Linked DNA regions of Mus musculus: regions 2 and 3 are each linked to region 1. Evidence: chromatin loops called from intact Hi-C (ENCODE). Cell type or tissue: heart. All regions are shown on one strand.

Region 1 (4,000 bases):
CACACATACACACATATACACACACATACACACATACACATATACACACATATACACACATACACACATACTTACACACATACTTACACATATACACACACATACACAGACATATACACATACTTACACACATACACACATACACACACACATACACATATACACACATATACACACGTACTTACACATATACACACACATTTACACACACACATACACACACATACACACACACACACATACACACATATTTACACATATACACACATGCACACACATACTTACACAATACACATTCACACATATACACACATACACACACATTCACACATATATACATACTTACATACACACATACTTACACACATACACACATACACACACATACACACACATACACTGACATATACACATACTTACACACATACACACATATACACACACATGCACATATACACACACATACACACATACTTACACATATACACACATACACAGACATCTACATATACTTACACATATACACACACATTTACACACATACATATACACACATACACAATATACACACATACACACACAGACACACATACACATATATACACATGCACACATATACACACATGCACACACATTCACACATATACACATACTTATACACATACACACATACTTACACACATACTTACACACATACACACATATACACACATACTTACACACATACACATTCACACACATCCACATCCACATATATACACACAGATTTGTTTAAATTTTTTAAAAGGGAAACTGGTACAGAATATCAGAAGCTTAATGGCATGCCAGTGTGAGCACTAGCTGACTGACCAACTTATAGCTATAGTCATTATTTCCTAGATATGAAACACTCTGCCTCAGTCTTGGCAGCATTGATACTTGAACTATAAAAAAAAATCATTGTGTGTGGTGCTGTTCTGGGAAGTACAAGACACTTGGCAGTTACCATTGGCCTTTGATAACCATAAACTAATAGCATCCATTCTACCCCAAATGTGCCAACTAAAATACCTCCAGGTCCTACCAAGTGTCCCCTTTGAAGCCAAGCTCCCTTTAGTAGCACAGAGTGATTGACACATCTGACCTGAGCGATGCTCTGCCCCACTTCTCATGATGACAGAGATCACCATGTCTGTTCTCACAGACACAGGATGCACTTCCCCTGACAAATGCATGGAGCCCCAGGGCCATGAAGCATGCAACATTGTGCTTGGTTTCCGATGTATGCAGACTTGGAGCCATCTGGAAGGATGCCTGACCCGTCAATAGGCTTTCTTTGAGAGGAAGATTTTACTATTTTATCTTTTTTAAAAGGGCTTCCACATGGTTTGAATGTTTAATAACATGTATTTGTGGTCAAGTTGGTTCCAGGAATCGAACCCAGGTCCCAGGGTTAGCGGCAGCCTTTCAACAACACTAATTACTTTTCTGTTGTTGTTGTTGTTGCTTTTGTTTGTTTTATGCTCACCAAATCTCAATAGAAATTGAGGCATTTAGCATTTTTTTAGGTGCTGCTGGTGTTGGCGACCATCTGCAAGAGGAAGTCCCCAACTCTGCAGAAGCCCTTCACTAAACAAATGCCGACAGAAGACATTTCCTCATCTTTGCTCATAACCACCTCTGGGCAAGGGTGTTACCATCTATGACAGGCAAGGAAGAGGCCGCACGGGGCAAGTAACTCTCCAAGGACACTTACTTGGTCAGGAGTGGTAAATATTTCACGTGACACGTAACTTATTCAAATGTCCATCCACCCTGATGCTTAACGGGTGTGTGTGTGTGTGTGTGCGCGCGCGAGAGGGGGTGGGGGGGAGAGGTGGTTCAAAATCATTTCAAGTCATTCCCTTGCTTTAACAACTCCATCCCCTTTATTTCTACAAATGTTGGACGCTCTTAGGAGCACTATCTAAATGTACCACTAGAGGGCAGGATTGTGCTGAGAGCCTAATTTTAAAATTTATCATTAAAAAAAAATTACTCCTTCCTTCAACTTAAAAGGGAAGTAGGCTCTAGTCTCAAGGTTTCACATGTATACTCATTTTTGTCTGTTTTGACAAATCCCTAGTCATACAGTCAGGGGGTGAAAAATTAAAAAAGGAAGTTTATTTTAATGCTTGTATTCATCCATGATGCCTCTGAATCAGGCCTTTAGAAACTCTATGGCATCCTCCGAGATACGAGCCAGGTCACTCAGCAGCACAACATCAAGAAACTACAGACGATCGGCTGTTCTTTTTCCTTCCCTCCATCCGTCTCCTCAGGCCCTATGGGCTTGGAGTTTAAGAAGAACATCTGGCTCACCACGCATACCTGACTCTGTGTATTGAGGATGAAGAGCTTGTCATCTGGCTCCAGGAGTTTGCATGCATAAGCTATGTTGACAGCTGTCTCCTGCTTGTCCCCTGTCAGCATCCAGATCTTGATGCCAGCTTGGTGAAGGGCTTCTATAGACTCAGGGACCCCCTCCTGCAGACGATCCTCAATGCCAGTAGCACCTGGAAAGCAATCGAAATGAAAAACAAGGTTTGCCAGAAGCCGGAGCCAGCGAGAACTCACTTGGTCATTAAATGAATCCTCGCCATGGGCCATTCAGTCCTGACCTATAGAAACTGCAGACCAGACATACAGTATAAAGAACCACGGAGTTCATCAAACACACATTCTCTTTTTGGCTTCTATTCTTATCAACAAATTCAAAGGCTGGTTCACTTATTCAGGTCCACAGCCTTGTACTGAATTTTACTGTTCTATGAAACTCCCAGGGTTAAGGGCAGGCTCTTAAAAGAACATTTGGCCATAAGATACAGTGTCCTTTAGGGATGCTCTTTCATACTGTCAGTCCATAATATCCTAGTCTGGATGCAGCCAGATGTTCTTTGGAATCAAGTTTCCCCACCGGTAATGCGGCAATACATTTTCCATTTTGTAATACCCGTTAGTCACGCATATTTATACTTCCATAGAAAAACTTGCAGATTGTCATGCTAATTCGGGTATTAATACTAAAAATAGCGTTACCTCAAATCAGGTTTGACTTTGCTGCCAAATGAATTTAGGCACTAAGCCCGGAGAGCCTCCTTTCCTATGGAAATGCAGGTGAAGAGGCATGCGTGTAAGCTGTTTACACCGTCATAAGGAAATGATTAGTATTTAAAAGGGAGCATGGCTATTGTACTTGACAGATAGTAAATGAGACTGTTCTCCCCGTAAAGAAAGGAACGGAACTCAGAGGCTGTGCTCTTGGTGTAGTTAGTGATGCTTCAGTCAGAATCCACATCTCCGTATGCCAAGGCACTTCTTCTGAACTTGACAGCTCCTCCAAATTCCTCAGGAGGCTTTCAGGAAGAACTCCAATGTCAAGGTCACGCACTAGACCAACAGTCCTGCGATTCCTGGGGACATGGTTCTGCCATCAGGACAGTTTTGAGTTCTTTGAGTGATTCCAAGGTAAGGGTCAAGCTGACCGCAAGAGGTGTTGGTTGTGTTTGTGCAGTTTAGGTTGGAGTCAGGAAAGAGAAGATCACATGCCGGTGCAGAATAAAGGACGTGGAGCCTATACTTCGGGACACTTGAGTTTCTTGTTTGTCAGTGGATGTCTAAGCCTTTGAGTGTGAACAAGACATGGCATGACTCCATGATCTGTCTCTTCTAAATAAGATGCGTGTTTGTTATAAAGATTTAAGACGACAACACGTATTCAAGACTTTACCCAATTCTTTGCAGGACAGTTGCAAAATCCTTCTCTTGGACCAGGCAGGGTGTGACAGGGTCTGACTTTGTGTTAGGAGTGGGGTGTTTAGCTTTTGCATTTTTCTAAGAATGCCAACTCTGTTCCCACCACAAAGGAACTCTAGCTCACTGAAGTGGAACTCGGGTCTGAATGCACTTGAACGTGGGAAGAGATCAGAATGGACAAAATAGGGAGAACCAAATATGCTTAATAGATCGATGTGGCTAGCTG
Region 2 (4,000 bases), 66 kb after region 1:
GACGTCACAGATCTATTGTGTGGCACTGATATGTACTTTCTAGATTAGTAAGTATAGTTTAGTTGTTAGAAGAAAACTACAATTGCTCTCTTAATAAAAATAACTCGTCTGAGAATGTAGAACACACAGGTTGTATCATCTCAGCCCTTTCTTGCAGAGTTCCCACAAGCTCTCTTATTATACATAGCACATGTTGAATATCATTGTTTCTGAGTGAAGCTGGGGGGGTGAGTGTGTAAGGACCCGGCAGAGCTACTCCAGGCCATATCTATTAACAATGTGTGGTGATCGCCCCCAGCACATCATTCCCCAGGTAATAAACTGCCCTTGTTTAAGCACTGATGACCTGTTACGGGTATCCTCGCTGATACATTTCTGGGGTCCCCCAATGATGCTGCTGGGGTACTAAAAATAAATAAATAAATAAATAAATATGAGTCATGGGGGCTGGGCGGGGGTGGAGATTTCCACTTTAATCAGATACTTAAGTCAAACATGGGATGAAGGCTTTAATATGTGAACTTTTAAAAACATTCTTTAAAAATTGATTCTAAAGGTATGGCCATCCAATAGATGAATTATCAATCTCATAACAGATTTTAGTCAAATTCTAAGCATTTTTCCACCACTTAATGAAAATAAATAACATCCTTATCAGTTATGTAGCCACCACGCATGAGAATATTCAGTTTTTGTTACAGGAAGGTCAAAAATTCCCCACATCCTGTTTCAGATTGCTGTACTTGCCATTTCCCCCACCCCACAGTTACATAAACTAGGGGGTGTTAATTTCTTTTCTTTTCTCTGTTTACCCTTTCAACAGTGTGACCTCATCTTGATACCCACAGTCAATAGGATGGAGGTCTATATGGTACGCCTGAAGGAGAATAAAGAGCTGTAAGACTCACTTATCTTTGGGGTTGGAGTTTATGCACAACTAACTATTGTGTTTGGAAGTTCATGTGCCTCACTTTTGCTCTAAAGAAAGCAAGAGGGTTTTGTTGTTGTTGTTGTTGGATTTGTTTGTTTGTTTGTTAAATGTATGTTTTCACAAAAGCAGGCCTAGTGCAATTTAAATGTGGATACAGTAACACTGGCAGGGAGCCCTTGCCCACCTTGGACCATCTTTCAAGGTTGATTGGAACTAAAGGTTTGCTCTGAGTCCATAGAATTATCTTCTCCCACGTGGACAGCTGCAACAGTTGTCTTGAAAGGAGGTCATAAGGAATTTTAGTAGTCTTATCTGAAACACCCGAATAAGAGTGCTTTGAATATATTCCTTCTAAAGGCATGTAGTCCCAAACTGGCCTTCTGATTTTCCAGATTGAAGGAATTCACTGACTAGCCCTCATCTTTCACTACTGACATGGTGAAATAAAACAAGTTTTACAATGTAAAATGAAGTGTGCCCCAAATAACAACGAAGTTCTTCAAAGTTGGAGTATACAGGAAAGAATGCGGACGTCTTTTTATTTATTCAATTATTTTTAGCATCCCTTTCCAAACAGTTTCACAAGTTCCAACACAAACACAAAATTACCTTTTTCCTCCCTAGGGACAAACCCTGTGGTTTATTCGCTGGAAGAAATTACCAAAGCTTTTCATTACCAGGGAGAGCGGTGCAGACAGTCAAAGCTGCTTTCAACTACTGGATTTCGAAACGGAATGACAAACGTGTGCGTGCCTGTGCGAAGGCACAAGTGTGTGCACAATTCTTTTACAAAACCCAGCTTTCTAAAAAGGGTAATGTCCTGTAGAAATCAAATTACTGAAAATGGTGTGAGAGCTTCTTCTCCATTTTCAATGTCCCGCACCAGAAGTGACAGAAAAGAAGTCATCAGCCCGAAGCACAGCTGGACAGAGAAATGAGCAGAGGCAGGGCGGGGGCGGCCAACCGCGTCTCTCTTACCTGTCCCTCCCGGGCCGCTCATCCCAGCATGGTGTTACCTCGGATCCCAAAGTGCCAAAAGAGAACGGAGCAGAGATCCAAAGGGCGGGGAGAGTTACGCTTCCAAGCCAGCCATTTGTCATTGAGAAGCAGAACAATACCTACTTCCCAGCTCCCCAGCTCCGCGTGCGGAGCGCGGGTGCCTAAACCGAGCGGAGCAGGCGACTCTCCGCCCTCCTCAGACCTCCCGGGCTCCAGGCAGACAGAGCTTCCGCGGAATGCCAATCTCCCGCTGCTCCACCCCCTTGACGTAAGGGGCGGGGCCTGGCAGCAATTGGGCACGAGCTCCAGCTGTTGGACCCCGCCAGAAGCCCCGCCCTGACCAGACATGCCAGTGACCCAGGGTCTGGCTGTTCCCTCCCTGAAGGTCACAGCAGTTTGCAGGCCATCTAGCATAGATTTACTTTCCCGGGATTTTGTGAAACAATGCACTGGCTTAGCTAAGCTTAAAACACCTAGTGGTTACGTTTAGGGAAGACATTCATTCTAAAAATGTAATGTTCAAGTTGTTGTAACTAGCAACTCTTTTATAAAAAGGATCACAGTTCTGATCTGGGCTTCTTTCTCTTTTCTTTCGACTCCTTTAGTCGGGATAATGTAACCTTATCCACAGATCTGCCAGGGTCTGCTTGCTTTAAGCTTATACTTTCTTCTTTTTCGCTTATCTATGCTTTTCTTTATCTTCAATTGTAGTTCTAAAATAAAAATTAACCAATCTGTCTGGTCTCTCAAATCATTTGCCCAACTACTTCAAGAAGGCAAGAGAGTACATTAACCATACTCAAGGGTAGGCCCCAGTCCAAGAAGAGTAGAAGGCCACACTTGATGCGAAAAGAAAAGCTAAAGTTGGGTAAGGAAGGGAGAGAGAAAGAGGTGAAGTGGGGGACGAGTCGGGGAGAGTCAAAACACATTATATGGAATCCTCTAGAATTAAAAAGAAGCCAAGCTACACAGAGAAACCCTGTCTCGAAAAATCAATCAATAATAAAAATAAGTGAATAAATAAAAGGTGAAAGAAAAGTCATTTAAAGAAACAGAACATTTAAAATAACTCAAAACAAAACCCAAAAAACTCAGTTATCGGTTATTCAACTGAAACAAACACAAGGCGCGGATATAACCCTGCAGTTCTGCTGTTTTGTGCCCCTGGCTTCAGTGCTTTGAGAATGCGCATCAAGAGTGAGAAACTAGATGATCATGCAAGTGCCTCTTAGTGATGTGTTCGCCAGGACAGACCAAGGGAGCTGGCCGGGAGGCTTGACAGCCATCCCAACCCAAGAGATGCCAAACGAGTTTTTTTACACCCATCCAGGAGGTGGGTGGCTTTGTTAGGCCAGGAAGGAGAAGGTCTGGGTGTGGCTTCCTGTGACGCCTCCTTCTGCAGGCAAGGGCACATCTCCTGGGCTTAGTCAACTAGTTACACTTTTGCGGGTATATCGCTATCTCTGACATGATGGCTGTTTTTGTTTTTCTTTTAATTCTCGTTAGTTAATCCTCTGGTAACATTTAAAACTTCAGATTCGTCTCCCCCCACCCCCACCCCTCTCGCCTCCCAACCCGCGCGCCCTCCCTGTCCTCCCTGCCCCTTGGCAGGGATGTAGCCTGGGCAGAGAAGCCTTTTGGGGAAGGTGCATACCAGGACAGCTCAGGCATACCGCTGGCATTTGCAGACTGTTTGGATTATTTAAATCAGTGGTTCTGACGAGCTACACAGCAGAGTTGATGAGAGAGTTGGATGCCAAGGCCCCACCCAAACTGATTGGAGCAGAATCCCTGGGGAGCTGGGGGCGGGGATCCCCTTGCTTTGCTTTCAATCTGACTTTTTGTTAAAGCTCTACTGGCTTTCTAATTTACATCAAAGATTGAGAATCACCCCCCCCCCCCAATGATTTGAATTAACCCCTTAGAGGAAAATCCACATGACATTCGCAAATCCAAAGATGCAGTTGCTGAACAATGGGAAACCAGTACAACGTACCCTTAGATATTCTGTATAGTGGTTGCACATTTCAGCATAAATGGAAAAATATGCTGCAAAATCGAAGTCAGAGC
Region 3 (4,000 bases), 94 kb after region 1:
ACCAAAAACTAAACTTGAAAACTTCACCGTAAAAATCAGTGTTGATGGATTAAACCAAAAATATATAGGGTCAAAAAAAAAAAAAAAAAGCAAGAAATGCCTCAGTAATTCCAGGATGAAACTGACAGAAGTCTCCCCAAATTCCAAAAAAAAGTTGTAGGTTAATTCTTTTTGTCAAAACAAGTATAGGCTGTTCTTCCCGCAGTGAGATAAGAGTTCGGTATAATATGTGATGAGAGAAGCGGAGCTTACTTTAGAATGGCTCTCAGCCATATACTACGCACCTAGAAGGACTCCTTAGGCCAGAGAGCATGGCCACTGTAAACGGTGGATGTCCCCAGGGGTAGTGGAGACATGGCCCCAGGGCGTCCGTTTTTAGGAGTGGAGAAAAGGAAGTCCCCTCTCATGTCCTCCTATATGCCAGGACAGGCAGGGAAAATTGGTACTTTTTTTTTTTTTTTTTTTCCTAATCTCTGGAAGTGGCTCAAGTCTTCTACCAGCTTCCTTTTCCGGTTAACTGGAAGCCCTAACCGGGCGACTGAAAGCTCATCATCGTGGCGACTCACTGGACTCCTTTCGGGGCTGCCGAGCCACTCACCTCCATAATCACCCGTTCACTTGACCTTTGATCAAGTTTCCGTCATTTTCTCCGACTTGACTTCCTCTTTGCCTTTAGGCCCCCGGACCTTCATTTTGGTAGCTTGTCTTCACCAAACGTGCAACTTTATTTTCCAAGCCTTTCAGAGATGCAAACCTTTTAAAAGGTCTCTCATCAGTTTTACAGCTTAGAAATGTCTCCCAGCCATCTCTGAAATTTAATCACGAAAGGAGGTGGCAGCCCTGTGGGCCCTGTCTTTGTCACGGAGGCAGGTGAAAGCCTACGTTTCTTTGGGGGTAAAGTCAATTGGTAAACATGAACGGCCTCTGTTCTCCTAACTCCAACTCAGAACTCTCTTGGCTTTCCTTTCGGTGGACCTGGATTTTTTTTTTTTTTTTCAGAATTCTTGCCCCTTTTGCGGTCGGTCGCGTGGTCTTGAACAGGCTGTTGTCCTTTATTTAGTCTTATCTAGTGAAAATTTTTTTTTTTGCTACTTTCAACTATTTTGCCCACATTTATGTTTTTATTTCATCATGATTCATTAAATGAGATATCAGAAAGAAGTTTACTTGGTCAGTAATTTATAGTGTGTGTGTGTGCGCGCGCGCGCGCAAGTGCACCTAGCAGGAATGTGGAGATCAGAGGACAACTTGCAGGTGTCAGTTCTCTTCTTCCACAGTATTGGTTCTGAGGATTAAACTCCAGATTGCCAGTCGGCCGTCACCTTTACCCACTGACCCTGGCCCTCTTCCTGGCTACTATAACTCATTTTTAAGTTGGCCAGTGCTTCAGTGTATTTTTAAATGAGCTGTGAATTCACTTGGATTCCTGAGCTTTTTATTCAAGTGAATTCAACTTAAATAAATATTTCGTGAATCCTGGAGGAATATCAATGAGATAACCAAGGCATCTTTTAAGGCCGTGTTCTTAATTACAACCACTCACTAAAAATCAGCTGGAGAATGGAAACAAACAAACAAACAAACTGCTGCTGGGCTGGGTTCATCCACAGGAACCGATTTCATTGGTCTAGAGAAGAAATAATCATAAGGATTTTGCAAATCCTTGGTTGATTCTAATTCCCAGTGCAGCTTGTGAATCACTGCTTAAATTCCTCAGAGTTTCTTTCTTTCTTTTTTAATTAAATCAATTCTTCTATTTCCGGACTCAGCAAGCACTTACTGGGAGACCACTTCCTGCCAGACACCATCTTATTACTAAAATGAATGTGGCACAGTCTCCGCTTTGCAAGGATATCTCAAAACAAGGGCAAGCAGAATATACATGTCACAGTACAAGTAAAATACAGACAACACTAGAAAGTCAAAGGTGACAGACACCCAGATGAGACAGGGATTAAAACTCTCCAGGGATTGTCTGACTCCATTAGGCTGATGTGTGTGCACAGAGAATGATGTCAGACCATGGAGAGAAGATTCTAGGTAAACAATAGGGAGCAAATCCCAGGGATCAGAAAACCACCATTGTGTTAATGTCTTCAAGGTCTGCTGCTGCTGCTGCTGCTGCTGCTGCGGCGGCGGCGGCGGCAGCCACAGCTGAGATCTCACTGGTCTGAGTTGATCAGATTTTTTGGTAAGAATTCACATTTGCTGTCCACAGTTTCTCTCTCTCTCTCTCTCTCTCTCTCTCTCTCTCCCTCTCCCTCTCCCTCTCCCTCTCCCTCTCCCTCTCCCTCTCTCCCTCCCTCCCTCCCTTATTCCCTCCCTCCCTCCCTCCCTCCCTCCCTCCCCCTCTCTCTCTCTCTCTCTTTCTTTCTTTCCTGGAAAGTTGTGTCCAAATCAATGCATACCAACACCAATGATCTACATGGAAATAACACAGTGTTTCGCAGTAACAACACAGTGTTTAATATGGCTGGTCTGGAGAACGGGATCTGGTCATTGTTCCTAATTTTGAAACCAGGTTTCCAGTAGATAAAACGGAGTCTTCCAACTCCACTTCCAAAGTTCTAGGAGTCCAGCTGTGCACGGCTATATCCAATTTATTCTGAAAGCCCTTCAACATACATAAGGACACAGCAACATCATTTAACTCAATTTTTTTCTCTTTTTTTACTAGATTCTTTTTAATTTACATTTCAAATGTTATCCCCTTTCCTAGTTTCCCCTCTGAAAATCCCCTATTCCCCCTCCCCCAACCCACCCACTCCCATTCCTGGTCTGGCATTCTCCTATACTGGGGCATAGAGCCTTCATAGGACCAAGGGCCTCTCCTCCCGTTGATGACCGACTAGGCCATCCTCTGCTACATATATAACTAGAGCCACAAGTTCCACCATGTGTTTTCTTTGATTGGTGGTATAGTTCCAAGGATCTCTGAGGGTACTGGTTAGTTCATATTGATGTTCCTTCTATGGGGCTTCAAACCCCTTCAGCTCCCTGGGTATTTCTCTGGCTCCTTCATTGGAGACCTTGTGCTCCGTCCAATGGATGACTGTGAGCATCCACTTCTGTATTTGCCAGGCACTGGCAGAGCCTTGCAGGAGACAGCCATATCAGGCTCCTGTAAGCAGGCTCTTGTTGGCATCTGCCTAGTGTCTGGTTGAATTTTTTTTATTACATTATTATATACGTTTACTCAGCCTCACCAAACGATTTTAGAAATGATTGGTTGCATGGCATGTAAATTATAATGCATCTTAAAAAGCCCGAAGTGTAGCAGATTGAATGGAAAAAAAAATCAATCACTCAAAAAGCCCCTGGTTGACTTCAGTGCTTCCTTGATTAAGGATCTCTGGCTGGAATCCTAACAGCTCACAGATGTGGAGGCTCTGGGAGCAGTGGTCACAAGGAGGCGACAACAGAGTAAGGTAGTCTCATATTCACAGAACTATTGCAGAAAGACTGACTGAGCCCTTGACACGCCATCTCCAAGAAGGACGACCCCTTAGGAGATGAGGTGTGTTACCTCTTAAGGCTAGGATCGCAGATCACTCACATGTTTTTAACAGCACGATTATGGAGCATTTAGAATTGATTTCTTTAGTGCTATGCTGATATAAAATATAACCGATGTGTATTACTATCTCCAGAGGCTTTTTAAAAATCAAAGTATCTATTCAAAGATCTCTTTAGGCAAGATCGCAGGCCTCAAGGTACAAGAATATTTTAAAACAAAAAACTAGGGCAATAGGAAGTGTTAACATTCTTTAATTGAATATCAATTCCCAAAACTAAGACAGAGATTTTAAATTTACCAGGCTCATTCACTGGGATAGAATGATACATAGATTTCTGGGAAACGGTTTTTAGAGGAGACTAACTCTGTCTAGGTTTATAGAGAGAGGATAAAACCAAGTGTCTTCCTTATCTTCAACAATAGTCCATAAATAACTTCTCTGATATGCTAGAGCCAATGTCAATATAACATAATCTCTCATGT

The links. Peaks named below come from ENCODE experiments on the same cell type or tissue, not always from the same donor. Only the 100,000 strongest peaks of a DNase experiment are listed, where the experiment ranks them.
Region 2: a loop joins it to region 1, with 3 times the contacts of the local background. A loop is called at or near these places in 2 of 42 quality-filtered maps.
Region 3: a loop joins it to region 1, with 7 times the contacts of the local background. A loop is called at or near these places in 39 of 42 quality-filtered maps.

Annotation. Positions count from the first base shown.
Region 1 is chr5:72,267,806-72,271,805 of GRCm38, reverse strand. It overlaps the pseudogene Atp10d. Among named protein-coding and RNA genes, the nearest start is that of Commd8, 100 kb to the right of the region's middle. In heart, CTCF peaks have their summits at 1,764 and 1,963 (motif pointing right); no DNase peak of the experiment used is centred here.
Region 2 is chr5:72,201,473-72,205,472 of GRCm38, reverse strand. It overlaps the pseudogene Atp10d. Among named protein-coding and RNA genes, the nearest start is that of Commd8, 35 kb to the right of the region's middle. In heart, a CTCF peak has its summit at 2,390; DNase peaks (open chromatin) are centred at 2,192, 3,302 and 3,592; H3K4me3 peaks cover 2,029 bases; H3K27ac peaks cover 1,206 bases.
Region 3 is chr5:72,173,681-72,177,680 of GRCm38, reverse strand. No RefSeq gene overlaps it. Among named protein-coding and RNA genes, the nearest start is that of Commd8, 7.5 kb to the right of the region's middle. In heart, no CTCF peak of the experiment used is centred here; no DNase peak of the experiment used is centred here; H3K4me3 peaks cover 266 bases; H3K27ac peaks cover 349 bases.